Regions from separate parts of the Homo sapiens genome. Here all the other regions are linked to region 3. The links are chromatin loops, found by intact Hi-C in ENCODE. Cell type or tissue: A673. All regions are shown on one strand. Links, peaks and the distances in the headings refer to the core of each region. The heading gives the core; the rest is flanking DNA. Region 1 holds the start of MIR3663HG (MIR3663 host gene). Region 2 overlaps SHTN1 (shootin 1). Region 3 has its middle 32 kb from the start of MIR9851.

Evidence for each region. Peaks named below come from ENCODE experiments on the same cell type or tissue, not always from the same donor. Only the 100,000 strongest peaks of a DNase experiment are listed, where the experiment ranks them.
Region 1: a loop joins it to region 3, with 8 times the contacts of the local background. A loop is called at or near these places in 108 of 110 quality-filtered maps.
Region 2: a loop joins it to region 3, with 2.8 times the contacts of the local background. A loop is called at or near these places in 2 of 110 quality-filtered maps.

The regions. Positions count from the first base shown.
Region 1 is chr10:117,168,754-117,179,507 of GRCh38, forward strand. It overlaps MIR3663HG (MIR3663 host gene), which reads right to left and starts at 302. Exons shown (of 3, transcript NR_121651.1): 1 at 107-302. RefSeq lists an enhancer at 6,366-6,545. In A673, for the core only: CTCF peaks have their summits at 6,300 (motif pointing left) and 7,387 (motif pointing left); DNase peaks (open chromatin) are centred at 6,258 and 7,358; H3K4me3 peaks cover 2,012 bases; H3K27ac peaks cover 1,428 bases.
Region 2 is chr10:116,886,769-116,897,522 of GRCh38, forward strand. The region is part of intron 16 of SHTN1 (shootin 1); the gene reads right to left. It also overlaps a transcript of ENO4 not described here. Among named protein-coding and RNA genes, the nearest start is that of ENO4, 43 kb to the left of the region's middle. In A673, for the core only: no CTCF peak of the experiment used is centred there; DNase peaks (open chromatin) are centred at 1,943, 4,643 and 6,583; H3K4me3 peaks cover 554 bases; H3K27ac peaks cover 1,668 bases.
Region 3 is chr10:116,790,293-116,801,046 of GRCh38, forward strand. It overlaps a transcript of HSPA12A not described here. Among named protein-coding and RNA genes, the nearest start is that of MIR9851, 32 kb to the right of the region's middle. In A673, for the core only: a CTCF peak has its summit at 6,804 (motif pointing right); a DNase peak (open chromatin) is centred at 6,849.

The DNA of each region.
Region 1 (10,754 bases), core at 1,680-9,679, 380 kb after region 3:
CTTGTCCACCCCCCCCCGCCCCCGACACCATCCCACCCCACACACCCCACGCCCGCGTCCCGTGAACCGAACCGCCAATGCGCCGCAACCTTCTCGGCAGTCACACCTGTGTCCCCGATGCCATCTGCCCACGTCTGTGTGTGAAGCAAACCCCGCTGGCAGACGGGATGGAGAGAGATGGCTCCTCCAAACCAGAATTAGGAGGAAAACCCCGCTGAGGGCGTTTCAAAAACCCAACAGGCGAGCGGGGAAACCTGCATTGTCAGACCTGCTGGGCCCTGAGTTCTAGCCCCATGCACCGCGCCGAGCTAATTCTCCCGGCGACTCTCTGAGGGGTTATTACCACGTAATAATTGATGAGGACACTAAGGGCTAAGAGGAGTCAATTAACTTGTCCCTAGTTACAGAGTTGGAAGTCAGGGATGGATCTTAACTGGTGGGGCTGTTCCGAGGGCCTGTGAGAGACTGGGTTTCAGCCCAGAGCCCAACACAGCGCCGGTAGAGAAAGTATCGGGTACATTTTTGCCTGCTAATCCGGCGGTAGGAAGTCAATTACATCTTTGATGACTCAGATTTTTGAAACAGCCCCATACAACTTCCAATTACGGGGGCAAATATAATTGTGAAAGTCTATGGGATTTGGAGATGAAGGAGTAGGCCATCAAAACATAACCCAGAACTTAACTTGTTTTGGAAAAAAACATTTTATGGAAAATTTCCAACATATAGGAAAGAAAAGAGAATATTATAGTGAACTCCCATGCACCTGTCCCCAACCTCCAAATAACGAAGGCAAATCTATTTTATGGTCAATCTATTTCCTCCCCTCCTTCCCACGGACTCTGCCTCCCCAGCTGTCAAAACCTACACACACACTGCTTCCCCTATTCACACAGATTATTTGGAAGTAAAACCTGGACCTTGCCACACTTAATCTGCAAGCATTTCAGCATGTACTGTCAAGAGATGACCACATTACCAAAACTACAATAGCATCAACACAACCACAATACCAAGATATACCCACAAACTTCACATTCCTAAACACCCTGGAGTATCCAGCTGGCTGAAGCTTTATTTTAACCACAATTCCTGGCTAGAGCTTGGTTTTCACTGAGTTTCAGCTCTAGGGCCAGAATGACCTGGGTTTGGATCTTGATTTTTTTTTTTCTTTTCACTTATTAGCTGAATGACTCGGGGGCATGACTTACCTTCTCTCTGAGTGTCAGTTTAGTGCAATCTCACATGGTTGTTACAAAGATAAAAAAACAAAACAATGCATGTAAAGAGTTTGGCATAAGCCAGGGAATAGTATCTGTTATTTCTCCTAAAGCTGGACTTCGGTGAGATTTTAGCTAACGAAGGCTTGAAAATTAGGTTTGAGTTGGGGCATCAGAAGTTTTCACGTTGCATGGAGGGTAAGACTAGAGCCAGGGATGCACCACCACACCCAGTGATCATTCATGAGTTCACCCCTCCCAGGATTAACAACTGAACTCTCAGTGATGTCTTATCTTATAAGGCTCTAGTCTTATCCTCCATGCAATGTGAAACCTTTTCAGGTTCTCCAAGGATCCTCCTAGGTCCGACAGTCATCGTGGGCTTTTCTTGGGGGCAGTGCTGGTCTTTCTCCCCTGTATTCCTGCCTCTAGCATGCGGCTGGGCACACGGGGTCAGTGCTGTCTGCTGAAAGAATGGTTGATGACATCATCCCATCACGTGGCCTTTGCATAGCCAATTCCTTCTGCCTGAGACATTTATGCCTTTTCCCTTAGCTTAATTAACCCTCTCTGAATGGGTCAAATTCCCCTGGCATATGCTCTCAGAGGACCTCAGTGCACTTTCTCTTCAGAGGGTTTATCACTGGTTAAAACGTTAGATTTATTTGTTACTTATTTGTGTGATTACCAGATAGTCTTTCTTCTGTTCTAAACTTCATGAGGGCAGGAATCATGGCTGTTTTCTCATCATTGTATCTTTAGCACTTAATGCAATGGCTAATTGTTGAATGCAAGTGGTTTTTATGGTAGGGGGGAGTAGCTAGATTCAGAAACTGGTTTAACCCTAACCCTCACCCTAATCAGCAGTCATAGTAGCCAATTCACAATGCACTATTTCAATATGTTGTATAGGAAATTAATCTCCAGGCAAACTATTGCGCTACCAGGCAAACTATTCTGGAGGTAATACAATAGAAAGATCTAGTTAAGATACTTGAATCATACAGATTGTTGAATAAATTTTAAACACACAATGAGAAGCAAGAGGAAAGAGATGGGGTAGGTTAACACATATACCACAGAAGCAGGTGGGAAGTCCCCTTCCTGAATCCTGGGCCATTTAATATGCAATGTTCACATATTGCCTCCCACCCATATCCCTCCCACCCATATTAACTTTCTTTCTTAATGATGTGGTTACAAGGACCATAATTGAGGATGAGTGAAGGGACCCAACAGAAAGAAGGTGCCCGAGGCAACGATACACGCTTTTGCTATTGGAGAGCCAGGGGCAAGTTCTCCTGGCCACAGCAGGAGCATCCATTAGCCTCCTGAACAGCTCTCTCTGTTTATCTGTGCTTCTTGGGCAGAACACAACTGGGACCATAATGGGTGTCACCGATGGATGAGTGGCTGATTTTGGGAATCAGATAGCTGTCAGCCCTGATGTAGCATGAATGTATCTTACAACTTGGTCTTTTAATGTCTCTCTATTGGTCCATAGCACTCTGGTTTGTTCTATTATATGTTCCACTTATTGTATCTGTCTTCAACATCTCCCACAGGTTATTGATTTACTCATTATCCATGTGAATTCTGTGAGTTCTTCCTGAGTCTCACAGCTCCATCTTATTCATCCCCTCTTCTACTTAACACATACTATGAATTTTGCTTACGTCTTATAATCTACGGACTTGCTTGCTCTCCACATCTCATACTTATTATGAATGTATCCATTTGCTTTTCTTACCTTCTGAAGATTCCCAAATAAAACAGTACACAGGCACTACACAACACATTTATTAAATGCCTACTGTGTGCTAAGCATCATACTAGGCATCGGTAATCCCGACAGGATTCCTCTGAAACTTTCCATCTAGTGGAAAGACAGTTAACTAATCCCCCAGTCCTGTGAAATGATCCACTGTGTCAAGTGCCAGGCAGGGCTGGGGGAGATCTCTGCTGTCCCAGGAATGTGGAAGTGGGCAGTCCAGGAGAGCTTCCTTGACGATGTGGCATCTGAGGTCTGAGATCTGAAAGGTGAGCTCTAGTGTCCTAGGGTTTCAGAAATCCCTAATAAATAAACATCAAGGCAAAGTGTACTTTTGTTTGCACTATCTTAGTTTTGAGTCATATTTTGACTATTTCTTGTCCAACTTTGCCAGAGAACACTAACCTGTTGTAGTCCCCCAAAAGCACGAATGTTATGTTTTATACAACGATTGGAATGAAACACACCTATTGGCAAAAGATGCTGCACAACAGTGTTTAGGCTTACAAATGGTTCTAATGGGGATCAACAGCCTATAATTAGAATTTAACAATCCAAGAAAGGAGTAATATGCACCCTGCGGGACAGATTGGAGTCTTTTTCTTTAGTTCTGCAGGTTTGGTGGGTAGACTGGCTCCCGACTTCCCTCCTACAATAACTGTCCTACTGAGGTAAACATGTCACAAACAAGAACAATGAGATCACCAATAATATAACACTAATACCATAAACAAAAGAAACACCACCTTCGGCTCTGGTGGAATGAAAAACACAATGTGGACCAACTAACAGAGCTATTTAAAAAACAAATTACTCACAGCCAAGCCTTCATAGCTCTCCAAATGCAATTTTCCAGGAAGCTCGGTAACAAGCAGAAGTTTTTCCTGAGACGTACTAGCTTTTGCTGGTTTGGTTGCAGATCTGAGGTGTTGGACAAAGAAGAAAATGCCCCACATAAACCCACCATGACACTTATTCTCCCGGATTCCTCATTTTTCTCCCAACGTGAGACATTTCTAGTCACAGGTTACTGTAAATGGAGAGTCTTGCCAGCGTCAGTTCATCAACGACATTTTCCTAAAACCTCAGGCTTTGCACAAATGCCAAAACCCTCATCCTTGATAAGGCCATTTTTTTTAAAATGCACACATGAATAACAGAATGTGCACATTTTTATTTTTATTTTTATTTTCGGAGTCTCACTCTGTCCCCAGGCTGGAGTGCAGTGGCGCTATCTTGGCTCACTGCAATCTCTGCTTCCTGGGTTCAAGCAGTTCTCCTGCCTCAGCCTCCTGAGTAGCTGGGATTACAGGTGTGCACCCCCACACCCGGCTACTTTTTATATTTTTAGTAGAAACGGGGTTTTGCCATGTTGGCCAGGCTGGTCTGGAACTAACAGCCTCAGGAACTGCCCTTCCAACTAGAACCGAGCCAGACTGTCACCACAAACATCAGAGGAGTCTCAGCCCTGTTCCTCATTGCCCCTCTTCCTCAAGCTGCCCTGTGAAATGGGGATGCTGGGGAAGGCAGAGGCAATGGCATGAAGGCTCTAGGCCATTTCAGAGGAGGCACTAGCTGACATGAGGATGAAAATCACTGATGAAGGGGCTTGATCATCCCTGAACCAAAACCCTGAGTGTGCACCATCTTGGACAGAGTCTGCATTTTTGACCATGCATGAGAAGAAAGAGAATGCAAGTGCTCTCTTCATTCAGAGTTTTGAACCCAGATGCCTCAGAGGGCGCCTTCCACCCATCTCAGCTACAAGTCATGAATGGCAAATGAGACCTGAGCAGGGGAGGCCTGGGGGACAGCAGCAGCTCCCTGTTGGTCCTGTCGTCCCTCTTGAAGGTGCCTGCCAGTGCAGGCCAGGCTGGAGGCTGCAGTCATCTCTTGGTAGAGGGCAGGAGGAACTCAGGTCTGCCTGCCCTCTGAAGCCTTTCCAGACATCCCCAGGAATGGCTGCCGTTACCCAGTAGTCACGCACGCCTCAGATACATTGTTTTTCTTTTTTTTCTCCCCCAAGGCTCTGTTGCTTAGGCTGGAGTGCAGTGGTGCGATCTCGGCTCACTGCAACCTCCACCAGGTTCAAGCAATTCTGCTGCCTCAACCTCTGAGTAGCTGGGATTACAAACATGTGCTACTATGCTTGGCTAATTTTTGTATTTTTAGTGGAGACGGGGTTTCACCATGTTGGCCAGGCTGGTCTTGAACTCCTGACATCAGGTGATCCACCTGCCTTGGCCTCCCACAGTGCTGGGATTACAGGCGTGAGCCACTGTGCCTGGCCAGATGCAGTTTTTCTCATGCTTGTCCTTGCACATCTCCTGGGTGCAGGAATGTCTGGATCCCACAACAGTGATCTGTGCTGAACCCCCAAACCTGAAAGTCAGGGCCAATTCTCTCTGCCTCCCCCACTAGGTGAGGTCTTAGATTTTGCATGAAAACTAAAGGCCCATGAGCCCAAGGGTTCTCCCCTCTTTACAACTGTCTCCAAACTTAAAGAAGGAAATTGCTGGCTGAGTATACCCCCAGAAGAAGGAACAAGTGCTAGTGACATATTCACATGAGGACGGAAGCCTCATGAATTCAGACTATTCTAAGATACAGGTCATCTTAGGTGGGCTTTGTCATGCTTTTGGACGTGACTGCTGCATCTCCTTCTAGGAGAATTGAACCACTTCATCCTGGCAGCAAAACACACTGCCCACATCCCCATCCCAAACCGAGATGAGGGTCTGCAGTAAGAAGCGGCACATGGAATCTATAGCCGGAGTGGTTCTGACTTTAATTTCAGTGCCTGGAGAACACAGTCACAGCTCTTATCACTGTTCACAGGGCAGCTGGGGGAAGAGGGGCACTCAGGAATGGGGCTGGGACTCCTCTGATGTTCGAGGTGACAGTCTGGGCTCTGTTCTGGTTGAAAGGGCAGTTCCGGAGGCTGTAAAGCCTGGCAGAGGAGGGGAGGGGAGCGAGGGTGCTAGGATTCAGTCCTCTGGAGAGAACACTACAGACTGAATGCAGAGGCAGGAGTTCTGATTTGGAGATCATTTGGGTCTGAAGTATTTGAGTCTGAAATGAGGGAAACTCACGGTGGAGGACAGCTATTCTGTCACTCTGCAGATCCAGCATTATTCCACCATATGCTTTTCACGAATTAGTAGTGAAGTTACAATCTTGGGCGTTTTAAACTGATCTTTGCACCTGCTGGTGGCAGAGAACAGCATTTCCCCCGCCCCCGACTTCCTTTATGAGCTGGGAGGAAGCAAAATCCAGCTCTATTGTTGGAGCTCCCTCTGGTGGCAGTTTCCGAAAACGATCCAGCCCTGAGGATTTTGCGGAAGGTAGGCAACACCGAGGCATCCTGGGCATTCAGTAGGAAGCAATGAGAGGAAAGATCCTTGGCCCTTTCAGAGATGGGGCGAAGGGTCAGCTGTCCCCTCTGCAAGGTGGCAGATTCAGAAGAGTTGGAATTCCTCCGGAGTCGGCCCTGCCAACATGCGCACGTGTCCTGCGGGGTCAATGATCTGTGCAGACGACTTGGAAATCCGCTGCGTGCCGCCCAGGCGCGTGCATCTTTGCTTACCCTTTCCTAGATCGGTCTCAGCCCCGCAAGCAGATTGGCAGCTTCCGGGGTGCTGGGACGGCGCCCCCTCCTGCCTTCCCGCTAGCATCTGGCAGGGACTGGAGTGCTTCCTGGAGACCCGTAGGCCGGGGACAGGTCACCAGGTGAAGCAGCGCGCCTCCGGAGCTGATGCTGGGTGGCCGACTGCGTCCGCCACTTCTCCTGCCCGCCTGCCCGTGCTGTGTGCGTCCTCATAGGTCTTGACAGATGGTGGCGGCTTTGACAGTTCGTCAGCCCCGCGTGGACACTCGTCCCCAGTCACTGCTCTCGGATCGCCAGCTCTGCTTGAGAGACGTGGCGCAGCTGGGGTGGGAATTTGGAGGCAGCGGTGAAATGGGACGGGAACTGTGCTGTAGGAACAACAAAGACAGGTGCTCATGTCACCACGCAGGCATGGCTTGTGCTGAACGCCGGAGAAAGGCTCAGGGGAGCAGGAGGCTGCAGCACCGAGAGCATGGGACGTGAATATACGAGACCTGGGTTCCAGGCCTGGCTCCGTGGCTCTGGGCCAATTACTGCCCTCTCTCAACCCAGTTTCTGTATAATAACCCTGGTTGGACATGATGTTTTCGAAAGATCTTTTTCCAGATCCAGTATTTTCTTTAATATACATACATATTTTCTAAATGGCTGTTGGCTTGTTAAGTGGACTGGGGATAATTGCTACCGCTTTCAACGAGAGAAACTCGAGAATCTGAAACTCAGTATTTCTACGAATTTGCGCAACATGGGAGGTCATCGCCTGGACACCACTGCCCCCTTGCGGCAACTCATCTAAATTTGTAGGTGGTGACAAGGAATTCAAGGGCTTGAGGGTTCAGGCCTTATAAACTTGGGTTTATAAAGCGGTTGGATAATGTCCCCAAAGCTTTATTCATCCCTGGAAGGAACTGTAACTAGATCAGAGGCTTTATCTGCTTGATGCCATAATGCCTTTCCCCTGCCCTCAAGACAGTTATTTACAGGCACCCTCTAAGTGGATCTAGAGCCAGATTACCCAAATCCACTTGCAAATTAACTCAGATTAAAATTTGCAAGCTTCTTGGGAGCGGAGTGAGGCGGTTAAAAAAAAAAGAATAAAATTTGCAAGCTTCTGAGACCTAGTATGCTCCTACTCCAGAGCGGATTCATTGATAGAGGAGATGACACTAAGTCCATATGGTATTTCTGGTTATTAAACACCCCATTTGTATGGACATAATCTTTTCTCTTTTGTTTTTATTGAAGTAAAGTTTACATAACACAAAATTAACCGTTTTAAGTGAATAATTCAGTGGCATTTAGTACATTGACTATGTTACGTAAACCATCACCTCTATCTAGGTCCAAAATATAGATATATGTATCTTTTGAGAAAGAGTTTCGCTCTTGTTGCCCAGGCTGGAGTGCAGTGGCATGATCTCAGCTCTCCACAACCTCTGCCTCCCAGGTTCAAGCAATTCTCCTGCCTCAGCCTCCCGAGTAGCTGGGATTATAGGCGCATGCCACCACGCCCGGCTAATTTTTTTGTATTTTTATTAGAGACGGGGTTTCTCCATGTTGGTCAGGCTGGTCTCGAAATCTCAACCTCAGGTGATCCGCCTGTTTCTGTCTCCCAAAGTGCTGGGATTACAGACGTGAGCCACCATGCCCGGCCAAATATTTTTTGTCACTCCAGAATAAAACCCTGTACCCAGGATGCAGGTAGACCCCATTCCCAATACTTCATGCACCTGGCAGACACCAATTTGCTTTCTGTCTGTATGGGTTTACCTATTTTGGGTATGTAATAGAAATACATATACTTTCTGTCCATTTGTGTTTGTTTCTTTCACTTAACATAAGGCTTTTGAGGTTCATACACATCGTGACATGTAACAATACTTCATTCCTTTTTATGGTTGAATAATATTCTGTTACGTGTATATTCCACATTTTGTTTTTCCATTCGTCCACTGATAGACATTTGGGTTGTTTCTACTTTTTGGCAATTGTGAACAATACTGCTATGAACATTCATATACAAGTATTTGAGTTCCTGTTCTCAATTCTTGTGGGTATGTATCTAGGAGCGGAATTTCTGGGTCATATAGGAGTTCTCTCCAGGCTGGAGTCCAGTGGCACCATCTCGGCTCACTGCAGCCTCTGCCCCTGGGCTCAAGTGATCCTCCCACCTCAGCCTCCTGAGTAGCTGGGACTACAGGCACACGCCACCACCATGCCCAGCTATCTTTTTTGTATTTTTAGTTGAGACGGGGTCTTGCCATGTTGGCCAGGCTGGTCTTGAACTCCTGAGCTCAAGTGATCAGCCTCCCAAAGTGCTGGGATTAGAAGCATAAGCCACCTTGCCCGGCTGAAAGTGCTCTTTAGAGTGAAGGGTCATTAAGAGGGGATGGATGACAGTGTCCTCCAGGATATGCCAATTCCTAACACCTTGAATTAGGCCATTCTTGTGTTGCTATTAAGAATACCCGAGGCTGGGTAACTTAGAAAGAAAAGAGGTTTAATTGGCTCTTGGATCTGCAGAATGTATGGGAGGCATGGTGCTGGCATCTGCTTCTGGGGAGGGCGTTGGGAAGCCTCCAATTATGGTGGAAGGCAAAGGGGGGTTATGTGTATCACATGGAAAAAGTGGAAGCAAGAGAATGACGGAGGAGGCCCCACCAGTTTTAAACAACCAGATCTCATGTGGACTAACAGCGAGAACTCCCTCATCATCGAAGGGACGGTGCTAAACCATTCATAAGGGATTGAGAATCACATCAACATGAGACTTGAGAGGGACAAACATCCAAACCACATCACACCTCCTTGTTGATTCTCTGGTATCTGCCACAGGTTTGTGGGCTGGCTGGTTTGGCTTTGCTTCAGATGGGGTTCCTGGGGCCTCTGGGCACCAGGTGTCTAGGAACAACAGCTCCCAGAAAATGCTCTTCTTATGGTGCATAACAGAAGCCCGAGGGGCTAAACCAATCCATGCAAACACATTCAAAACCTTGGCTGCCATCACGGCTATTTCACTGGCTAAAACAAGTCACGTGACCAAACCAAATTTTAATGGAGAGGCCATGTTAATACTGTGAAAGAAAAGTATCTTGGGACCCCAAAATCACTAAGCTAAAAGAAAAACTCAAGCTGGAAACTGCTTAGGGCACACCTGCCTCCCATTCTATTCAAAGTTATCCCTCTGCTCACTGAGATAGATGCATATCTGATTGCCTCCTTTGGAAAGGCTCATCAGAAATTCAAAAGAATGCCACCATTTTCTCTCATCTACCTATGACCTGGAAGCCTCCTTCCTGCTTCAGGTCTTCCTGCCTTTGTTTCCAATTGTCCTGCCTTTCCAGACTGAACCAATGTACTTCTTACATGTATTGATTGATGTCTCATATCTCCCTAAAATGTATAAAACCAAGTTGTGTCCCAACCACCTTGGGCACATGTCATCAGGACTTCCTGAGACTGTCACGGGCGCACCCTCAACCTTATTTTAACTTTCCAAATTAACTGAGACCTGTCTCAGATTTTCTGGGTGTACAATACTCACCAGCTCTATCAGGCAGCACTGCAGTCACATGGCAGAGGGTGTGGCCGTATCATTCTCTTACAGGCAAGGATTAAAGGATTGGGGACGGTCATCTTCCCCCCAACTCCCAATGAGGTTTCTTAGCTGTAATTTAAATGCTTAATTTACCTTTTCTCCGACATATTTACATTTTATCAAAGACATTCATGATCTTCATACAAAAGACTTTGTACTGTGGGATATTTTTAGTTAGCGATCCCCCACGCCCAAGTGTGGAGCAGCCAAGCATCTGCAAGAAATGCCTTCAGGGAAGCTGGGCTCCCACTCAGTGGAAACCTTCAGTCTCCTTTAACCTCAGCCTTTTAAGGACCATGAATCAATAAGTGGCATAAATTATTCACCTCGCGGAACATTCTCAGAAATGGACAGCAGGCTGGAGAAATCGCCAGCAGGAGATGTGTTCTTGCAGTGTTTGGGCCTCTGCTCACCTTCTGAATGGCTGGAACTTTCTATTAAAAATTCAGATTTCAGAGAAGAATGAATCTAAGCTGTTCAGAGATTTCAATGAGACTCCATGTTTCCTTTTCAGACGCAACTAACTGGTCTACGGGGCCTCTTCTGCAGGGTCGAAGG
Region 2 (10,754 bases), core at 1,427-9,426, 96 kb after region 3:
AGAAGAAAGAAGGCAGAGAAAGAGCGATTAACTACAGAAGTGTTAAAAAGCCAAATGCACCTACCTGCTTAATTGCATTCTCTTCTCAGGAAGCGTAAAGCTCATGGACAAACTGTGAACTTCTCACAGCCTGCTGCCCAGACCCCCACCCGCCCTCACTTAGCTGGATGGAGCCAGTTAACTCCCTTCCCTCCTGTGTGTCCCTGGGTATGGCTGGTTGCAGGGTAGTGCTGAGGAGCCTGCAGGGACAAGGGGAGTAATCACCCCTCATCACTGATGGACAGGTGAGAGGCATGCTGACTGCTGCCATTACCAACTAGAGGAGACCTGGTCAGACTTCAGGAGGGGGTGGTGGTAGGACCAAGGGCGGAGAGAGAGCCAGAGTAGAAGCTAAAATGCTAAGTTACCATTAATGTTTCTAAAAGGAGAATCAGGTTTCTTGAGAAATTTCTTATGGAATTTCAGAGGCAGTTTTCCACAGACTCCTTCTCTCGTCTCTTCTGCTGCAAGAAGCTATGGCTTCTCAGGCTGAATGGGTGAGGATTTCATTATGGGAACAGATATCTCTGAAACACCCGAAGGTTCAGGCTGCTGAGCTGCGGCCTGAAGGTGGAGGCAGCTGCAGCAGGCAGGGCTGGGGCTTTCGGACTTTTCTGGTCTTTTTGGAAAATGCTAGGATCAGGCCTTTTTGTCCCTGAGAACTGGCTGTTAACCATGACCCGGCACACCACCATCCCACCTCTTGGTGTTCCGCCAGGTGCCAGTGAGCTGCCAGCCAGTGCCTGCCCACTGCTCTACCAGCCCCTCACCAGGAGTTGGTTTCTACTATTCTCTGACCCCTTCAGCAGGTCAGAGCTGGCAGGAGACACTCTTTTACCACCTAATACCTCTCCCTTGTTGGACTTACCACAATTGTTTCCTGTCTGTCTCTTCCAATAGCATGTAAACATCCACGAGGCAGGGACTGTTTAGCTTTACTCACAATTCTATCCCCAGCACCTAGCACAGATGCATTTGTGGACTAAACGAATGGGCAAATACTAATAAACTGAAGGGTTCAGAATGAAGGGGGAGAAATCAAGGTTTGGGTGTGAGTAGGTCTGGATGTCTCTCTTGCAACAAAAACAACAGAACAAATGATCAACTACTGAGCAAAAGTAACCTGCATGACCCGGTCACGGGCACAAAACCTCAAACCCAAAGACCACACTGCTTTTTTCACTTTCTGACCAGTACTGTAAGATCTGTCCAAATGTTTAAAAACCACTCCCTCTGGCTACTGGGTTATATTACCTATGTGTGGCTCGGTCATCATCCTAAGTGACAAACACTATGTCTTCCTTGGAGGTGGTAAAAACAAAAATAATCAGGAGCCTGGGGACAGGCTGTGCTGTAGTGAGGACAGATTCCTTTATTTTTGCCTGATTATGGCACCATGACATTGTCCATCTACCTTGGCCAAGGAACTACTTCTCCAGACATCTGCCGCTATGCTTTGGGAATCAGAATGGGGTGTAGTTTCTCCAGTGGTACCTGTTTTGACTCTCTCTGACCCACACAATATTTAAAAGCCTGTGATGGGAGAAGCAGAACAACTATGAGTAATATTAAGGATTGATCAGAGGAATCAGACCTTAGGGAATGAGAGGCACTAGTCATGCCGTCTGTGTAAATCTGCTGCTTCTGCGTCTGACACTGGGCCTGCAGTCAGCTGTTCTGACAGTTGGGAGGGAAGGCGGCTGTAAAGTGACAGAGACTGGGGACAAACTAGAGCTGCACCTATCTCTCTCTCACAAGCACCAATCTTGATGATGCAAGACAATCTGCAGAATAAGCAGGAGCCTTCCCCAAGGAGCTGCACATGCACCTGCCCCAGGATTTGGAAAAGCTGGAGGAGGAGATGTGGGGAGCTGGAGAAACTGTGGGCCAGTCACTGCCACATGCCAGTTAGGTGAGTCAGCACATCAGGAATGTCATGCACAAGCTATAACAGAGCCTGCCCTACACGGACCTTCCGAGGGTTAAAAAAAATTTTTTTAAGACAACTACTTCACTTCCACCTTCTAAATCTCATGCAGATTTATCTGTCGGCAACTCTAAACTGAAAACAAACAGGTGAGGAGATTCTAGGAAATAAAGCTGCAGCCCAGCTAAGGTTCCAGGGAAAGTCCCATCCAAGTCTGCAGATTGAGTCACCAGTACGAAGGTTTCACCATCTTGGGCCTGGGCCCACTCTTATGTAAGCCAGTCAAACTGCTTTCAGCATGCAAAGGAGGTAGTATTTCTCTCATTCTAGGTGAGCAACTTCCATCAACCCATACTAACCTTCATCACTTCTGTAGAACTACCATGGATGTTTCCATGCTCGTGTGTGTCTGTAGGTGAAGGGGTGGTGCACAGATCCTAGAAAAAGCTTTCTTCATCAGCTCAGGGCTAAAAATTTCCAGGAAGTGCTCTCTGGGCTCCACAGCAGCAATACATGGATGTTGATTGAACTGAAAACTCATAAACCTAGTATTGTCAGGCTGAAATTGTCCTGGAATTGTCTCAGTCCAAAGAACGATCTCCCTGTCCTGAAGCAAGCTTCTTGACTGCAGATTAATCTATTATTAAGTCACTTATAGGCTACAATTTGAGAACCCCTTTGTTATCACTGAACTAGGCGCAGTGGGCATTTTCTGAATCTAGGCATGGAGGGAGAGTGACTGGTTTCTCAAGGATAATGACCACTGCCTTAGAATCCCAGTGGAAGGTGGAAAGGGACTAGGGCAATCGTCTAGTCTGACCTGTCCTTTTACAGATGAGGATGATGGGGCATGAAGAGGGGAAGGAACTGGCCCGAAACCACACAGCTCATCAGTGGCAGAGTCAGAACAAGAGTCAGAAGCTCCTGTCTCCCTGTTTCTGCCTTTTCCATGACAGCATGCTGTTTCTCAAAGGCATCTTCTCCTAGAAACAGGAGGCTACAGGCTAGTTTTTGGCATGTTTACTGATTTCATTCTTTCCGAATCCGTTTCCATCTCCATCTTCCAGATCTGTAAATAAAGTCTATCCCTTCAAGCTATCCCTTAGTTTTAATTTTTCCCCTGTGGTTTGTAGCTCCTCCTGGCTTGACATCACTAGGTCCACTCTTGGCTCCCACGGGCAGCTGCCCAAGACTCCTTCTGGAATGAGAGTCCTTTCTTTCTCCTAGGCCTCATTCTACCTTCATTCCTATCGTATGGGAAGAGCCACAGAGCCGCATCAGTGATGGTGCCAAGAACCCAAGTTCTCACTCTAGTAGTCATGGTGGCAGGTTCTAGAGGGTTAAATATGAAGCTTCTCCCCAAGGTAGAAATCCCAGAAGCTCAAATGCAACACTTCAATGGGAATTGTAATATACTGTCATTCTGTTCAATTTTTTTTTCTACTTTAATGCAACCTCTAAGGACTAAGACCACAATAAGGAATTAAAAGTCTGTACTTCTAAAAAGTGATGGCAGCCTGTCTCCTGCATGCCACAAAATCTGCAAGTAAAACTTAAATTTTACAAGTATCACTTATAAATTAAAACTAAAATCATGGGATGCTTGGGCTGACAGGGATCACCATGGTGAGCTAGTCTAACCTTTTCAGTTGTCAGATGAAGTGTCCAAGGAACAGTGAGGTTAAATCAGCATACAACTTGTTAACAGCAGACACAGGACTAAACTAGTGGAATCCTGATTTCCTGTCCAATAATTTTTTCTTACCACAACATACTGGTTGTCATTTATGATCCATTCATATAGATATTTTTCACGGGTCATATTAGACTATGTGCTCAAAGGCTATTTCAAGACAAAACCAAAAACCAAAAAGCAAAATAAAAGCTACGAGAAATATACCAAGTTATGCCACTCTATGAAGCCTGGTGCCCAAGTAAAACTTGGGTGACCTTTTAGAAAGCAGCTATTGTGCCCCTACTGCAAGAGAGCCCAAACGTGGGGCCTGAGCAGGTGGGGCAACTTACTAGTAAAAGGAAAGACCTGACTCCAAACCATACTGGTACCAGAAGAATCAGAACAATGGCAATGGCCATGCCAACGCTGAACTTTACAGGACTCAGTGATTTCTCAGACTGTGTTACAAGAGATGAAAATGCAGCATTCTAATTTTTAAAAAGGACATCGTTTGCATTCAATGAAATTCCTTTCAAAATCAACTTTCCACGTTCCAACTATATTCAACAACATTCTAGCTAACATTTCGGCTGCAATTCAAATTAACTAATGCCCAAAAGAGCCCTAATAGACGTGGTTCTGAGCTCAATTGAATACAATCAAAGCTCATGAAATGAAGGGGGAAATGCTTATTTCATGCAAATTCTGCATATCACTCAAGCTTAATTTTACTGATAATATAAAGGTGGGACATTTTGAACATTACAGTGAATGAACTTTTAAGCGGTGAGAGTTATTTTATAAAATGCTACCTCTGAAAAGCTGATTGCCAAACAGTATAAAAATGGTTTGAGGCATAAATGCCAAGTTCATTTCTATTTCACTTCTGAGGTAACTATCTTTCAAATCGCAACAGCTGGACTATTTAACACAATCTGGTGAATCAAAGTATAGTTCTTCTCTGGTCTCCCAGTGGGATGTCTGCATTAGTCTGTGGCAGCCATCCAACAAATGACGCACAGCCGGACGGTCTGAACTCTGTTTCATTTACAATAAAAATGGATAAAACCGCAACCATATTTACCGCCTTCAAGGACAGAAAACAGAAAGATTTAAATTTGTCTTTATAAAGTCGTTTCCTGGACAAACTCCAAAGAGGAAGTTCCTTTTATATTTTCTCTGGTGTAAAAATAAGGATTCTTATTTTTTTCCAAGCCCTTTATACAGTTACTGCAGTGAACAGTAGTGGCATTACAGCAGAGGTAGTTTTGATTGTTTCTTTTGGAAACCCTATTTTTCAGGAGATTTTAATACACTTGTCCAAAACTTCACAAATTTTTAATACACTTGTCCAAAACTTCACAAAATAAAGTTTCAAACCTAAGGTGAAACTTTCTATATTACTACCGATTCTAGCATTATTTTAAAATATAATAAAGGCAGAACAAAGCTCAATTCTTTTTGTTTTGGGTACTTTTTCAAAACTTCATTTTAGCTCAAAGAACGTATTAAGTTTGTCAATTTGGGTCCACTTCTATTTGTGGAAAAAGTAGATTTAATTATTTACATTGTTAAACAACAGAATACTACTATGTTTGAAAATCTGACATCAGCCTCTAGATGCTGATTTGCTCTCAACATGAACAAGAATTCCTTTTTAACATAGGTAACAATGGCTGGGCAAAGATCTATGTCTATGCTCAGCAATATTTTCTTTAGCTGAGTGACTGCAGCACAGGCATCCCAGTACACGGCTTACCTCCCGGACCACAATGCAATGCTAGGGAGCCTTGTAGCTTGTACCTTGTAGGATATTATCTTATTCCTCTAGTGCAGGCTGGACTGCACACATTTACAGAATCTAAAATACACTGGCACAAGGAGGTTCAGGAAACCGGACTATTCTCACAGCAAAAGCAACACTGACAATGCGTGAACTACGATTTCAGCTCGGCCAAAGATTCTGAAATGTGGGTGATCATTTTCTTAAGCTTCGTTTTTTAGCTTTTTATAATTCTGCACAACATTAAGTCATCATGGAAAATCCACTCAGATTCCAGCTATTAAAAGCCATGTTATTTATAAGAAATATTTTAAGAGACATAGTCTTCCACAAAATTCACCATATATAACATTGGTTCCTTAAAAACAGCTGCCATGCACAAAATACTTGCATTTTCATTCTATGTTTTCAGGAAAATACTGTTTTAAATGTAGTAGTTTTTCTTTCAATTTACTGTGTATTTTTAAAACTCTCTTTTAAGATCGAAAGTCACAAATTACTTTTCATAGAGCTATATAATAAAGAATATTACAAATGAAATGTGTTTATTGGGTTTCAGAAATTGGGTCAGTTTATTCTGAGATCTGACATTGCATTTGAGTTTTAGCTTCTTCTATTTGAATAAAAAAACCTCCCCTCTACTCCACTATACACAAATAAAAGGAAACATAAACACTGTGTAGACTATTGAAAAATGGCTAAGAAAACTACAATGTACCGAAAGCAATTTGGTTCTCTATGCAGAAATGGTATATTTTATACAAAGTCTCTTAAAAATCATAGGTGCTTGCAACTGGAAGCAAATGTTAGAAGGCAATTAATTCTCTGAGAGAATTGAGAATTACTCAGCAGCATTTTAACAGTAATTTTGAGATTTACTCAACAGCAGTTTAACAGTCATTTTTACACTAGGTGTAATACATCCTCAACAATTAATCTGGAGGAAGTTGCTGTTTGCACAGCAACTCAGAACACTTGTAAGACAATCCTGACAGGCGGATCTTTCGGGCAGTCCACAGGATAACTCCTTGGCAGCGGGGGAAGGAAAAAAAATGAAGTGAAGGGATCTCAACTTCCAGAACATCCAGTTGTTCTGCTAATTTTGTTGTTAAAACTTAATTGTCCATGTACAGGCGCACATGGAGAACCTTTGTAGCAGCGCTTTGCTGAACAGAGCTGTTTCCTGCAGTGTCAGTACACAATTCAGCAGTACTAAGATTACAGTTGAGAGCAGAGCAAATCCTTTAATTGTATAAGAGCATCAGATTAAGCAGTAACGTCCATGCAGTTCATTCTGCTAGCTGGTAGTCTCTTCTCAGAAACAAATGTTTACTAAGTACAGGGAAGGCGCCTTCCCTCCCCCTCCCTGATAGGCACTCATGTGCACACACACACACACACACACGAGAAAGAAAGCGGAGAAGCGGAGGTTATGAGGAAATGGTGGGGGTGGGAGTATCTATCAGGAACAAAATCCACTCCTTTCCATCCCAGGACTAAAAGAACTTCCCTAGTCTCCATTTGAACAAAACATGACCCCAAACCTCTCTTAAGGAATGGTTATATGGCCAACTAAATTAATTTCCAGCTGAGATAATTAGTTTGAGAGAATAATTTTATGCCAAGTTTCCCTAAAGTAAGTTAAGAATCTCAATTTTTATTTGCTAATGTATTTCAAAAGCTCATAATCTTTCATAGGATTAGAGAAAGTAAACAAAATAAAATAAAATAGCTCAGATTCTCCAGCTCCAGTAAATTAAAAAGCAGTACTTTCCTATTTCATTTTTCTACATTAGTTTCACATCAGAAATACTGAATGAAGAGACCAGTTAGAGGTCAAACAATGATAAAAATCAATCTTACTTTTAATTCAAAACCTGAAAGGCAATTAGATTTTTTTTCTTTCATGGAAATGTTTGACTGGTCACACCAACCAAGAAACATCTAAAATTTATCTTTTGTCAACTACCCTTTGGTTTCATTAATGGCCCAAACAAGATGAACTCTTACAAAAATAAATTTGTGTGGGGCCAAAAGTCACATGTATTTAGAGATACCACAGACATAGAAATTAAATGCAAATTAAAATAAAAATGGTTTCACTGGAAATGAACATTTTCTATTGAAATTGAAGTCTTATAATTGCCACATGGGTTTTTGTTTTTTAAATTCTTCTAGGGCAGCATGTAACCTCTTTTGACTCCCCCAAACGAAAAAGCAAACTGCCTGTCTGGCAGTTAAAAAGGAAATTGAAAAGAGCTTGATAAAGCTTACAGTTTTGAGGGGACCCTGGGGTGAAGAGAAGCATGATAAATTAGAAAAATGTTAACTTGAAGAATCTCTGGCAATTAATTGTGGCTTAAAAGGATCTTTGAGAATGACCAAGACGACACAGCTATGAAAGCACTGCAAACCACACTGTTGAAATGGAACAGGAGTTCCCTTTCGAAGGGCTTCTCCCTTTTGAAGTAAGGTTTTAAAGAAGTAACTAGATAAAATGAAAAATCATCTTTGAGGCTGACTACCTTGTCTAATTGCAACTGTTAGGAGGATATTCACCTTCCTGAAAGTAATTAATTGAAAAAGTGTGAATATGGATGAAAAAGCTCAATTCAGACAAGCAGCGCCACTTTCAGATAAGATGGTTTCAGGGGAGAAAAGCAAGAGGGCAAGAAAACATGAAACTCTTAAGCCTCTGCCTGACTGTGATGCAGACACATTTTAAGATCTGCTTACCTCTTTCTCCATACTGAAGGCCCACATATCCTGCCTCTCTTTATAATAAAAATGTCCTAAATCATAATGACCAATGGATAAACACAAACTCAAAGGTGTTAACCAGTAATTGACCAAACATGAAGCTCTCTTAAAAAGGCATAGAATAAAGTGGATACAATAATAAAATGTATTTGGTGCTTTAGAATGTATGTTTTTCAACTAGATTCACAGAGAGTGATTCACCTTTGTATTATCATATTATCATTTAGTAAAAGCATCTTTCTAATCCAATGATTACGGTCAGAAATTTTCAAGGTATTTGACTTCTGGGAAAAAACTATTTCTCAGCATGGTTAAAATGTTCAATAAAATAAAAAATGTGCAAATAGAACTTATGCTGACGACTAAAGTAGCTTAAGGCTGGTATTCTGACAGGCTAATTTCTAAAATTTATTTTGAAGCACAGCCCTTTATTGGACATTTGGCATGAAAAAAATTGAAATAATTTCTTTCCAATTATTCTTTAAGACTTTTTGCTAATTCAGATAGGCTCCCTTTTCAGAACTCTGTTTTACTGGGTAACACTTTCCTCCCTTGACAAGAGATCTTTAAATTGCTTAGGTTAGCCTTACAGAATGAGAAAAGGAAGACATGAAACTACCTATGAGTATGCAGGGTCTAAGGAACAGGATGTGAGTATCTTAGGGTCAATGAAGCAACTTAACTGCAGAATCATTACCTCCTATAGAAGGAATCTTATGGTCATTCTTTTCTTTCTCCTTCCTTAAGCTCTTAAGACACTAAACGCAGTACACCATAGTTCAAAAAGCACTGGCATTGGAAATAAAGTTTAAAACGTTCAAGTGCAATTTGATCTAAATGTCAGTTAGAAGTGTAATTTTGGGCAAGTTGTTTACCTCACTGAGCCTCAGTTTTCTCACCTGTAAAATTGGGATAATGTCCAATCTATAGGTTTGGGAGAATTAAAATAATAAACAAAAGCACCTTGCTTAATATTAGTGAAATACAGTAACAACAACACAGAAGCAAATTCCAAAACCCTCAATCCCCAAACTGGAAGCTGGTTCCATTACCGATAGCCTCCATCTATAGCTAACATATACATCCTGCCTACTATGATTTCAGCACATTTCCTCTTAGATGGATATTATTTTATTGTGAATATATACTGATAAAGAGTAATAGAAGTATTAAAACACACACACAGAATGGAAGTTTCTTGGCATTTCCCCCGAAAATGCTTTTTTCCTTTATTATACCTATATCAACCAAGAACATCAGATTTATGCATTCTGTTGATAATAGAGTTAACATGTTTCAGGTATCTCACATAGGATTAAAATGGAAGGCAATTTCACCCACACTGATGTATACTGGGTTTTCTTATTTATTGCTTGACTTATGTTTCAGAAACATTAATTTCCTAGCTACTCATTACTCAACATCCCAGAATGTGTAAATGTGGGACTAGTCAACCTAGCTGGGGTGAAAGAAGGAAGGCTAGGCCCCAACCAGCTTCGGCTTGACTGTACTGCACGACACTCTTTGGTAAATGTGATTGGCAGGCATATCAAGTGTCTATGTCACATTAAAAAAATACATACATCTGCAATGGTGGCGAACTGATAGCTATGTCCAAAAATTGAATCCACTTTCAAAAGCTAAAGTCATTTGGAAACATATGTTGAATATAGTGGTGATTAAAATGGGTCACGTCATCTTTTGATCAAAATGAATTACTGACACTATTCTCTTAGAGGACCAGCAGAGCGGCTCCGAAGCAGTCGTCTCATCTTCTCACCCATTTTCTCCACCCCGAAATAAACAGGTGGGAAAGACTGCCCAATTTATTTTCTCTGTGATCAGGTACTTTTTTTTTTTTTTTTTTTTTGAGTTAAGAGTCTCACTCTGTGGCCCAGGCTGGGAGTGCAGTGGCACAATCTGGGCTCACTGCAACCTCCACCTCCTGGGTTCAAGCAATTCTCCTGCCTCAGCCTCCTAAGTAGCTAGGATTACAGGCATGTGCCACCACACCCAACTAATTTTTGTATTTTTAGTAGAGATAGGGTTTTGCCATGTTGGCCCGGCTGGTCTTGGACTCCTGACCTCAAGTGATCTGCCTGCCTCAGCCTCCCAAAGTGCTGGGATTGCTGGGATTATAGGCGTAAGCCACCATGCCTGGCCTGTGATCAGGTACTTCTAATGTAAAAAGGTCTAAATGCATTTGGGGCAACAGTGAAGGGCTGCAATGGGTATGTTGGCCCCTAAGAGTACTACTCTAAAAGATAACAGTTATTTTGATTTGGACTTGTAAGTCCTGAGGATGTATTTTAAAAATTAATTATTTTACATTTCTGGGTTTGTGTTTTTCTATAAAAACTACACTGAGAGACACGTAGCTAGGAAATATGTGCCTCTTACTCCTTTTCCTAACCGTGAACAGCTTTACCAAGTGAACACATTGGCTAGGAATTACTGGGATTCTAAAGCTGAAAGGGACTCTGTACAGTATGTAATCTACTTGCCTCAATTTTGGATTAGAAGAAACATAACAAAAAGAAAACAAAACACAGAGAGGTTAAACAACTTGT
Region 3 (10,754 bases), core at 1,867-9,866:
CGGGGTTTCACCGTGTTAGCCAGGATGGTCTCTATCTCCTGACCTCGTGATCCGCCTGCCTCAGCCTCCCAAAGTGCTGGGATTACAGGTGTAAGCCACCACGCCCAGCCCCCTGATGACCTTTCTAACCTCACGTCTCCCTCCTCTTCCTGCCCTCAGCCCACTCATGCTGCACACTGGCCACCTTGCTGTTCCTGACGCTCCCCGAACATCCAGCCCCAGGGCCTTTGCACTTGCTGTTCCCTTTGCCTGGAATACTGATCCTCTACTCACAAGCCTCTTTCCCTGGCTTCATTCACAGCCCAGCTCAAATATTTCCTCCTTAGAGAAGCCTTCTGGCCCACCCTGCCTTAAAGGACACTCTCCATTCCCAGACCCCATCTCATTGTCTAGTTATCATTTTTTATTTTTTTATTGAGACAGAGTCTCACTCCGTCGCCCAGGCTGGAGTGCAGTGGCATGATCTTGGCTCACTGCAACCTTTGCCTCCCAGGTTCAAGCGATTCTCCTGTCTCAGCCTCCCAAGTAGCTGGAACTACAGGAGCGCACCACCACACACACCTAATTTTTGTATTTTTAGTAGAGACAGGGTTTCACCATGTTAGCCATGCTGGTCTCGAACTCCTGACCTCAAGTGATCCGCCCGCCTTGGCCTCCCAATGTGCTGGGATTAGAGGCATGAGCCACTGCACCTGGCCCGTCCAGTTATCTTTGTATTCATAGCCCTGGGATTGCATTCTAAATCTACGTGTTTATTTGCCTTTGATATTCTGCTTTCACTGAGTTACAAGCTGCACAGGAGCAGGAGACTGTCTGGCTAGTGCTGTGTCCCCAACACCCAGGACAGGCCTGGAATGTGCAGGCCCTCCCTCCACAAGTGTGTGCTGCTTGGATGAAGGAGAAGCTATTAACACAAGGATGTCTGAAGCTTGAAGAGCCTAGATAGGCCATTTCTCCCAACTGCTCCCAAAGGAGGTCAGATGTGTTTAAAGCATCTTTTCCATAGATGAAGCTTTATCAAGAAAATCTGACAGAACCTTTTCAATGCAACCATTTGGGAGAAAAATTGCAAATAGGTTATTATTCAGGAAAAATACCTTTCCTCCAAACCAGAGCAGCACATCCACCCAACATACTGGCTCCTTTAGAGAAAAGCAGAAAGGTTAATATCGCCCCGTCAGAGTAAAGCAGCCAATTAGTGCAATTGCAATTCAGAAGAAGAATAGAGGTTAATTGCTTGGAGTCCACATGTCTCAAATGCCTAATGCTATATCATTATTTTTTAGCTACATATTATTCATTTCATACACTTAAGAATTCTACCTTATTACTAATTAGTAATTCCTTATCCTTAAATTTTACCCAATTCAAGTTGTCATCATAGGGCCCTCCTCAGCCCCCATTTTCCCTAAGATGCAACTAAATTGTTGAGAAAAGGTTGGCATCTCCTATTCACTACCTCCCACCTCCAGCCCCTGCCAGCACCCCCGAGTTCACCTCTCCTCTTCCACGGGCATGTGGTTTCCCTGCCTGCAGAATCTTCCATCTCGGTAAACAGGCTTCACTCCTGCCTTGGGTGTTCTCAAGCATCTACTATGTCCCAGACAAAGTTCCAAGCTTATCGATTAGCTGGGCAAAAAGATGCCAATTCATCCTGCCCAGGTGTCTCTGTTCTCTTGAAGAGACCCACAGCTTGGCACCTTGGAAATGTTAACCCAACAGATCAGAATTTCCTGGGAATGTAATAATGATATCATTAATAATAATAATATAATAATAATGATGGCCATAAATACTTCTTGAACACTTTCAGGTCTCAGACACCATGCTCATGAACTTTACATGCATGATTTTAATCCATGGGAAGCCACGTACATGCATGTACGTTGATCACGTAAGCATGTGAGTGGGACAACCCCAAACCCAGCCCCAGTTCAGCATGGGCAACAAGAATGAAACTCGGTCTCAAAAAAAAAAAAAAAAAAAAAATTATCCATCAAGGAACAAGAATTGGGAAATGTGAAAGGAGGTTAAGAGACAAAGAGTTCGGAGTGAGAGGTTCTAGAAGGAAATGAAAGTAGATGAAGCAGAGGTAATATAAGAAGATATATGGGGGTGAGAACCTTCCAGAACTAATGATAACTATCAACCCCTGGATTCAAAACAAAATAAATCCAAAGCAAGAAAAAATAAAAATAAATCAGCTGGGCGCAGTAGCACATGCCCGTAATCCCAGCACTTTGGGAGGCCGAGGCAGGCAGACTGCTTGAGCTCAGGAGTTCAAGACCAGCCTGGGCAACTTTGCAAAACCTTGCATCTACAAAAAAAAAAAAAAAAAAAAAAAATTAGCCAGGCATGGTAGTGTGCACCTGTGGTCCCAGCTACTCAGGAGGCTGAGGTGGAAGGATCGCTTGAACCCAGGAAGTCAAAGCTACAGTGAGCCAAGATCGTGCCACTAACTGCACTCCAGCCTGGGTGACAGAGTAAGACCCTGTCTCAAAAAAGAAAAGAAAAGAAAGAAAAAGAAAGAAAGAAAGAAAAAGAAAAGAGAAAAGAAAAGAAAAAGAAAATCTATTCCTGAAACATCATACTGAAACTGATGACTAAAAAGACAAAGGGAAGATTTTAAATGCACTCAGAAAGAAAATATAGATAACCTCCAACAGAGCAACAGTTTGACAGCTGACTTTTTATTGGCAGGAATGGAAGTTAGAAGAATGGATGATTCATTTGATGTGCTGTGAGAAAAAATAACTGTCAACCTAGAATTCTATGCCCAGTGAAAATTCATTTCAAGAACAAGGTGAAATACAGACATTTTCAAAACAACAAAAACTACGAGAATTCTCCACTAGCAAACTACAATAAAGGAAACTCTAAAGGATGGATCCAAGTTTAAAGATCTAAAATGCAAAAGGAATAAAAAACACTAAATAAACATTAACTGCATAAAACAACAATGATAATGCCTTATGGAGTTAAAGAAAAACAAAACAGACTGGGCACAGTGGCTCACGCCTGTAATCCCAACATGTTGGGAGGCTGAGGCAGGTGAATGTCTTGAGCCCAGGAATTTAAGACCAGCCTAGGCAACATGACAAAACCCTGTCTCTACAAAAGATACAAGAATTAGCCAGGTATAGTGGTATGCACCTGTAGTACCAGCTATTCAGGAAGGTGGGGTGGGAGGACTGCTTGAACCTGGGAGCTTGAGGTTGCAGTAAGCCACGATCACACCACTGTTCTCTAACCTGGGTGACAGAGCAAGACCCTGTCCCCACTGAAAACAACAAACAAACAAAAAAAACCCACAGAATTAAAAGACATCACAACAATGGCATGCAAATCAAGAGAGGGAGAATGAAATAAAATTGTTCTGAGATCCTTGTACTATATAGAAGGAAGGTAAAAGCGTTACATTCATATCATAATTTCTAGGACAATCACTAAAATAATGGAAACAGAATATGTAACTTCCAACCTACTTAGAGGGGGAATATAAAATGAGAAAAAAAATCGAAAATATAATAAGAAAAGGAGAGAAAAAGAAAAACAGAAAGCATAAAATGAGATGGCACATAAAGTCCTAACATATCAATAATTACAATAAACATAAAGGGACCAGGCCGGGCACGGTGGCTCACGCCTGTAATCCCAGCACTTTGGAAGGCTGACGTGGGTGGATCACAAGGTCAGGAGATCAAGATCATCCTGGCTAATATGGTGAAACCCTGTCTCTACTAAAAAATACTAAAGAAAAATTAGCCAGGCGTGGTGGTGGGCGCCTGTAGTCCCAGCTATACTCGGGTGGCTGAGGCAGGAGAATGGCGTGAACCCGGGAGGTGGAGCTTGCAGTGAGCCGAGATCGCGCCACTGCACTCCAGTGACTCCTGGGTGACTGAGCAAGACTCCGTCTCAAAAAAATAAATAAATAAAAATAAAAATATAAAGGGACCAAATGCTCCTGGTAAAAGATAAAGAGTATCACATAAGATTTATTTTAAATCCAACTTTTTGCTATTAACAAGAATCCCAACAAAAACTTAAGGACATAGAAAGGTTGGAAGTAAGAGTGGGAAAAGGGCTACAAGGCAAGCAAGCAGAATATTAACAAACATGACTATATATTGGACCATAAAGCAACTCCCAACAAATTTCAAAGGACTGAACACATGCAGATCACATTCTTTGATCACAATTCATACATCAGAACGCAATAGTAAAAAGATAATAGTTTTGGCCAGGCGAGGTGTAATCATACCTATAATCCCAGCACTTTGGGAGGCAAGGTGGGTGGATAACTTGAGGTCAGAAGTTCGAGACCAGCCTGGCCAACATACTGAAACCCCATTTTTATTAAAAATACAAAAATTAGCTAGGCATGGTGCCATGCACCTGTAATCCCAGCTACTTGGGAGGCTGAGGCAGGAGAATTGCTTGAACTCCAGAGATGGAGATTGCAGTGAGCCGAGATCACACCACTGCACTCCAGCCTGGGTGACAGAGCAAGATTCCATCCCAAAGAAAAGAAAAAAAAGATAATAGTTTTTTTAAGTTCACATTTAGAATTAAGAAATACATTTTTAAATAACCCTTTGGTCAAAGAAGAAATCAAAATCAGAATTTAAAAAATAATTAGAATTGATCAAAAAAGAAAATATACTATATCAAAACTTATAAGATGTAACTTGAGCAGCAGAGACAAACTTATAGCCTTAATTGTGAATATATTTTAAAAATAAAAATAGAAAGGCTGAAGATTAATGAGGTAAGTATTCATCTTAGAAGGGGGATAAATAAAAGCAAAATAAACCCAAACATTCTGTAACCAGGTCTCTACAGAGCTCAGTTCACCTTCATACCCCCAAATGCAACATGGCCTTCTTCCACCCTGCAAGGAAAGGTCCCTTCCATTCCCAAGGCAATATTTCTCCAAACATGCTAGGCTGTCTTCCAATAGTACAGAGGATGATTTTCAGTGTACTTGGGCACATATTTATTTTACTAGATTTTAAATAATAGCTTTTTCCTACATTTGACAGGTAATGTAGTTTTACATTTATAGTAGTAAAATAAAATTTCCTTTTAAAATTACTTAGTAAGAGGCCAGGCATGGTGGCTCATGCCTGTAATCCCAGCTCTTTGGGAGGCCAAGGTGGGTGGATCACTTGAGGCTAGAAGTTTGAGACCAGCTTGGCCAACATAGCGAAACCTGCCGCTACTAAAAAAAAAAAAATACAAAAATTAGCCAGGCGTGGTGGAACGTGCCTGTAATCCCAGCTACTCAGGAGGCTGGGGCAGGAGAATTGCTTGAACTCGGGAGGCAGAGGTTGCAATGAGCCGAGATCGTGCCACTGCACTCCAGCATGGGCAACAGTGAGATTCTGTCTCAAAAAAAAAAAAAAAAAAAAATTATAGTAAATAAAATTACTTGGTAAGAGGATGAAATTCAAAGGAAAATATTAAATAAGTATATCATATATTATTATTTATAAATTATTATATACATAAATTCTCATTTCCAAAATGGAAATAATATTTCCTGCTTCATAGCATTGTTATGAAAATTAAAGGCCGGGCGCGGTGGCTCATGCCTGTAATCCTAGCACTTTGGGAGGCCGAGGCGGGTGGATCACAAGGTCAGGAGATCGAGATCATCCGGGCTAACATGGTGAAACCTCGCCTCTACTAAAAATACAAAAAAAATTAGCCGGGCGTGGTGGTGGGTGCCTGTAGTCCCAGCTACTCAGGAGGCTGAGGCAGGAGAATGACGTGAACCCAGGAGGCGGAGCTTACAGTGAGCCAAGATCCCGCCACTGCACTCCAGCCTGGGTGACTGAGCAAGACTCCATCAAAAAAAAAAAAAAAAAAAAAGAAAGAAAGAAGAAAATTAAATAAGTTATACACAATATAAAATAATACTTCATGAATATATTACTTGTATAGCATCTGGTACTTACCAAGAACTCAGTTCACGTTAGCTGTTATAATAATAATAATAGTTGAATGATCAAAATTTGGGAAACACTAATCCAAGACTCCAAAAATGAACTCTAGACCAGTGACAATCCCTGCAGGCAAGAGGAAAGTAAAGACAACGGGTCTTCGGGTCTTTGCAGCTCCCCTCTCCCTTTCCACAGCCTTCCTGTCCTGCCCTGTGGGTCTTGCTGCTCTGGGTCTCTGGACCCCACGCTGTCCCTGCCCCAGGCCTGCTCCTGCCTCCCCATCCCCACTCAAACTACAAAATGCAAACTCCTCCAGACCATGGAGCAGAGTGCAGGGCTGATGAGGTTAGAAAGTTGTCCCTTCTCCAAAAGTTTCGTTTAAGACAGCAAAAGCGTTTAACACTGAAAGGGAAACCCCCAGCTGTAGCCGCTGCAGCATCCTAGCTGAGCCCCGGGGCAGAGATTTGAGAGCAAAGCTCTGGGTGCCTCCCAGAGCCTGAGCCCCTCTGCCCAGCCCCACCCTTGGATGGGGAACATGGTTCTGAAGCAACCCAAGGACAGCCCCAGGCTGAGGGTGACTGACCTTTCTGATTTGACAAGAGTGATATCTTCAGGTTCTTCACATCAGAAAAATTTGCAATCTGTCATTTCCAAACCCTCACTATATCATTTTTCCGCCCACTTCAAAGATGTATAGCAGGGTTACTTGGGGCCCCCTCCATTGCAACGTTTTTATTTTCCCTGCATGATTATTGCTGCCCCCGGGAACTCTTCTTGAGGTCCTCCAAAGAAATCCCACAGAAGTGAACCCCACCAGGATGTGATGCATTTCCCATCCGCAGGAGCTGGCTGAGAGCACGCACTTGCTGCAGCCACCAGGGGGAGCTACAGGTTTCTCTTTGGAGCCCCAGAACTCAGTGGCCTGAGTTCCTTGTCATTTGCTAAACAGAGGGGCTCCTGAGACACTAATAGATATGGGACATATCTGTGTAGATCCTATGTACTTCATTGGCTGGTGCACGGGGCTGACAGGCTGCCACTGAAGGCTGCTTCCTCATTTGAGACTCTTAGGTTGTGGGTCATCGTCCTTGACCCCAGGGGGCTTACAGTCTGACTAGGGGGTGGCAGAAGGACCTGTGGACCAGCAGTCAGATGTTTGGGTTCCTTACAATTGTTTGTCAAATGTGTGCTCCCGCTTACTCCAGGAGCCTCACAGGGCTGTTCGTGTGGATGTGTGTGCATGTGTGTATATGCATATGTGTTTGAGTGTGTGTGTTGGCTCAGGTCACCCAGCAGTATGTGGGAGGCTGGAATGTGAACCCACGTCTCCTGCCTCCAAATGCAGTATTGACACGCTGTTCAGTAGAAGAAACAAAATAAGCTGTTGAGTAGAAGAAACCAAAGAAGCTGTTTAGTAGATGAAGGGACAGAAGCCCCTGTTTCCAGGGAAAAGCCCTCAACAGGGTGGAAGGTGACCAGAGGATGGCGTCAACTGCTGAGAGCTGTGTACGTGGCTCTGTGAGGGGCAGGGATGAACACATGAACACACCACTTGCATTTGGCAGTGCAACAGGAACACACAGGCCACAAAACGGAAGCACTGAGGAAGGGGTGTCCATCAGTCCCCTGTAAGGACTGATGGTGGGGAAGGCTTCCCAGAGGACCAGAGGGGACAGCCAGCTTTAGCCAGAAGCCAGGCAGAAGGACATATCCAGCAGAGGGCACAGTTTGGGTAAAGACACAGCTATGGGAACACAGCCATGGGAACTTCTGAGTTTCAATGTAAGAGAAGCTCTTACAAGAACTATTTCTGGAGAGAGGCAGGGGCTGGGACCAGATCACGTGGGGTCTCCCAAGCCAGGCTGGCTTTTGTCAGGGGAATGACATGATCAGGCCCCGAACTGGACTTCCCTCAATGTGGACGGTAGAGGGGCGGGGCGGTGGGGCGGGGTGGGGCAGGGAGCAGGGGTGGCAGGAGGGAGCCCAGTCAGGCAGCCACTGCAACCTTCTGGAAGCCGTCTAAGATGAGACGGCCACCAAGGTAACCAACTGTCTTGGTTTGCCCAGGGTGGAGGGAGCTCCCAGGACTTAAGACTTTTAGCTTTAAAACCAGGAGAACCCTGGGCAAACAGGGACAAGTTGGCCCCCCTGCTGGCCACTAAGACAGACATGTCTGCCACTTAACCTCGCATAACTTCACTTTTCTCATTTGGGATCACAGCCCACATTAGCAATGTTCAAGTGAGTTTCAGTAGCATAGCACCTTCAGACAAAATCTTACACGGAAAAGTTGGTAGAGAAAGCACCCAAAACTGGAGCCCCCAGGAGGAAGTAGAGGATGGGATGGGGTGGGGGGTGAAGGACCGACATGCTCACACCCTCAGGCCCTGACCCACCTCTGCAAAACCACAGCGTTTGACAGCCATTGGCCTAGATGGTCAGAGGGTCTCATGACTACATTCATTTGTTGAACTGAAAACCCAACTGAATTAAAATCAATGATCTGGTTCAACTGCAGACTATGCTAAAGAATAAAATAATAAATCCACTCCCAAATTGGCCCACCTCTTTGAACTGGAACTAAATCCATACGGTTTCTCCAATTATTGTCTTGGAATAAAATCTAATCCCCCTGTGAACTGACCTTGAACCAATGGTCATTTTCTTCTGCTTGAGTTCTTGACAAGGCACCGCACAGCCAGACCCATCCACAGACATCCTCCGCAGCCTGGGCCATGGTCAGGGAGTGGCCGACAGGGCCCACTGGCGAGATGCCCAGGGCTCTGCTGACTCTTACTGGGCCCCCTGCCACCCTTGGGGGCCTGACTACCACTCCCACAGCCTGGTCAGGAAACCTGTGTCACTGACGGAGGATTAAAGGAATCTCCCACTCCTGGACATGGATGTGACTGGCTTTGCCCTGATCCTCAGGCAACTGGCCAGCCCTGAGCCTTGGCCCATCTTCACTACCCCTCACAGAGCCACGTACACAGCTCTCAGCAGTTGACAGTTTCCTCTGGTCACCTTCCACCCTGTTCAGGGCTTTTCCCTGAAAACAGGGCCTTCTGTTCCTTCATCTACTAAACAGCTTCTTTGGTTTCTTCTACTCAACAGCTTATTTTGTTTCTTCTACTGAACAGCGTGTCAATACTGCATTTGGAGGCAGGAGACGTGGGTTCACATTCCAGCTTCCCACATACTGCTGGGTGACCTGAACAAACACACACACGCACACACATATATGCATACACAAATGTGCACACACACGCACACGCACACTCATGCGCACAGACACAATGGGGTTATTCCTCTGTTCTTACAAGGCCTGGTGCCATGGAAAGGGAACTACAAGCTCCTAATAGAGAACGTTATTAAACCTCCTAGCTTTTGGAAATCTCAAAGCATGCTGCCCTGGCCTCCAGAGGTGGCCTGCTAAGCCCACACCGGCCCTGTGCCTCACCTGCAGTGACAGCCACTTGCTGGTCTATCTCTCCTCAAGACTCCATGAAGGAGGGTGCAGGGCTGTCTCCAAGTGCTTCACACCAGGTAGGTGCTCAGCGCGTGCTTAGTGAGCAACCCACTCCCCTTCATTCAGAAAGATTTAGTGAGAACTCATAGGCCAGGCCCTGTTCCAGATGCTGGTAATAATACAGCAGTGAACAGAACAGACAAAAACCTCTCCCTATGTGCCATTTACATTCTAGCAGGTGAATGAAAAAGTGGGTGGGTGAAGGATTTTCGTCGCCATGGTTTGTTTTTTTCCAGGGTATCAATGAAGAAACCCATTTCCTCCAACACTCATTCCATCTCTCCTTCCTAATACCCAGCATGGAAAAGGATGAACTAGAAACCCGCTTCTCCCAGAAAATGAGAGATGAACAAGCTGATACCATGGGCAACTGGCTTCTTGCCAATACAGGGTTCAGGTGAAAGCTATGGATGGCTCTAGCTTCGGTACCAGCCAAGTTCATTCCCTTAGCACCAAGTTGGCCTTAGTGAGAAATAAAAGCCTTCTGTGGTGGCCCCAGCCTCTCCCCCAACTTACCCCCAGTTCTGAGAGCTGATGACCCTCACCCCTGGCTGGCTCCATCATGGGGAAGCTCACAGAGGCTTGGTGAGGGGGTGGGGGTGCCAGCAAGTCACAGGTGCCTACCATGAAAGGGTTAGACTGGGTGGATTCTTCAGTCATCCCCTGCTCCTAGACCCCACTGTGTCCTGAGAGCAGGGGTCTCAGCTCTCCCCGAAACCTGGGCACCCACCAGTGGGAACTGAGCCTTTGTGGGGAGAGGGAGCCAGGAGCTACCCGGCAAGCTTTGCCACAACCCCTGCTGCGCTCACTGGGAGTCTCTGTTTTTCATTCAGATGCCAGTAGATACCACGAAACTCAAAAATCCCTTGCACTCCATCTCCGCGATGGATTCTTGGCTGGAAAAAATGGGGTCCTTTACAGAGTGCTTGGTACCTTGTCCCACAGTCCAGGGTAGCCTGAGCCCAGCAGTAATGTCTGTCACCTGACAGGTCTCAAGTCTATACTAACCCCTTCTCCATTCAAATGCAAACTCTGAGGAAGACTCATCGGAATGCAAACAGCAAGAAAGTCATCTAAAGTTGCAGCCTTGAAGCCTTGAAAAATTCTCATTTCTCTCCTGATGCACAGAACTGCAGCCGGGGGTGCTGGGGGCAGGGGCGACAGAGCAGAAGGGCTTCGAAAATCACATTTCCTTGCTCAGAACTCTGTCCGCCTGCAATTTGCTCTGATTCTCTGTCTTTTTGTCTGCTGCAGAGGGATGTGAATCACAGTTAAATTCT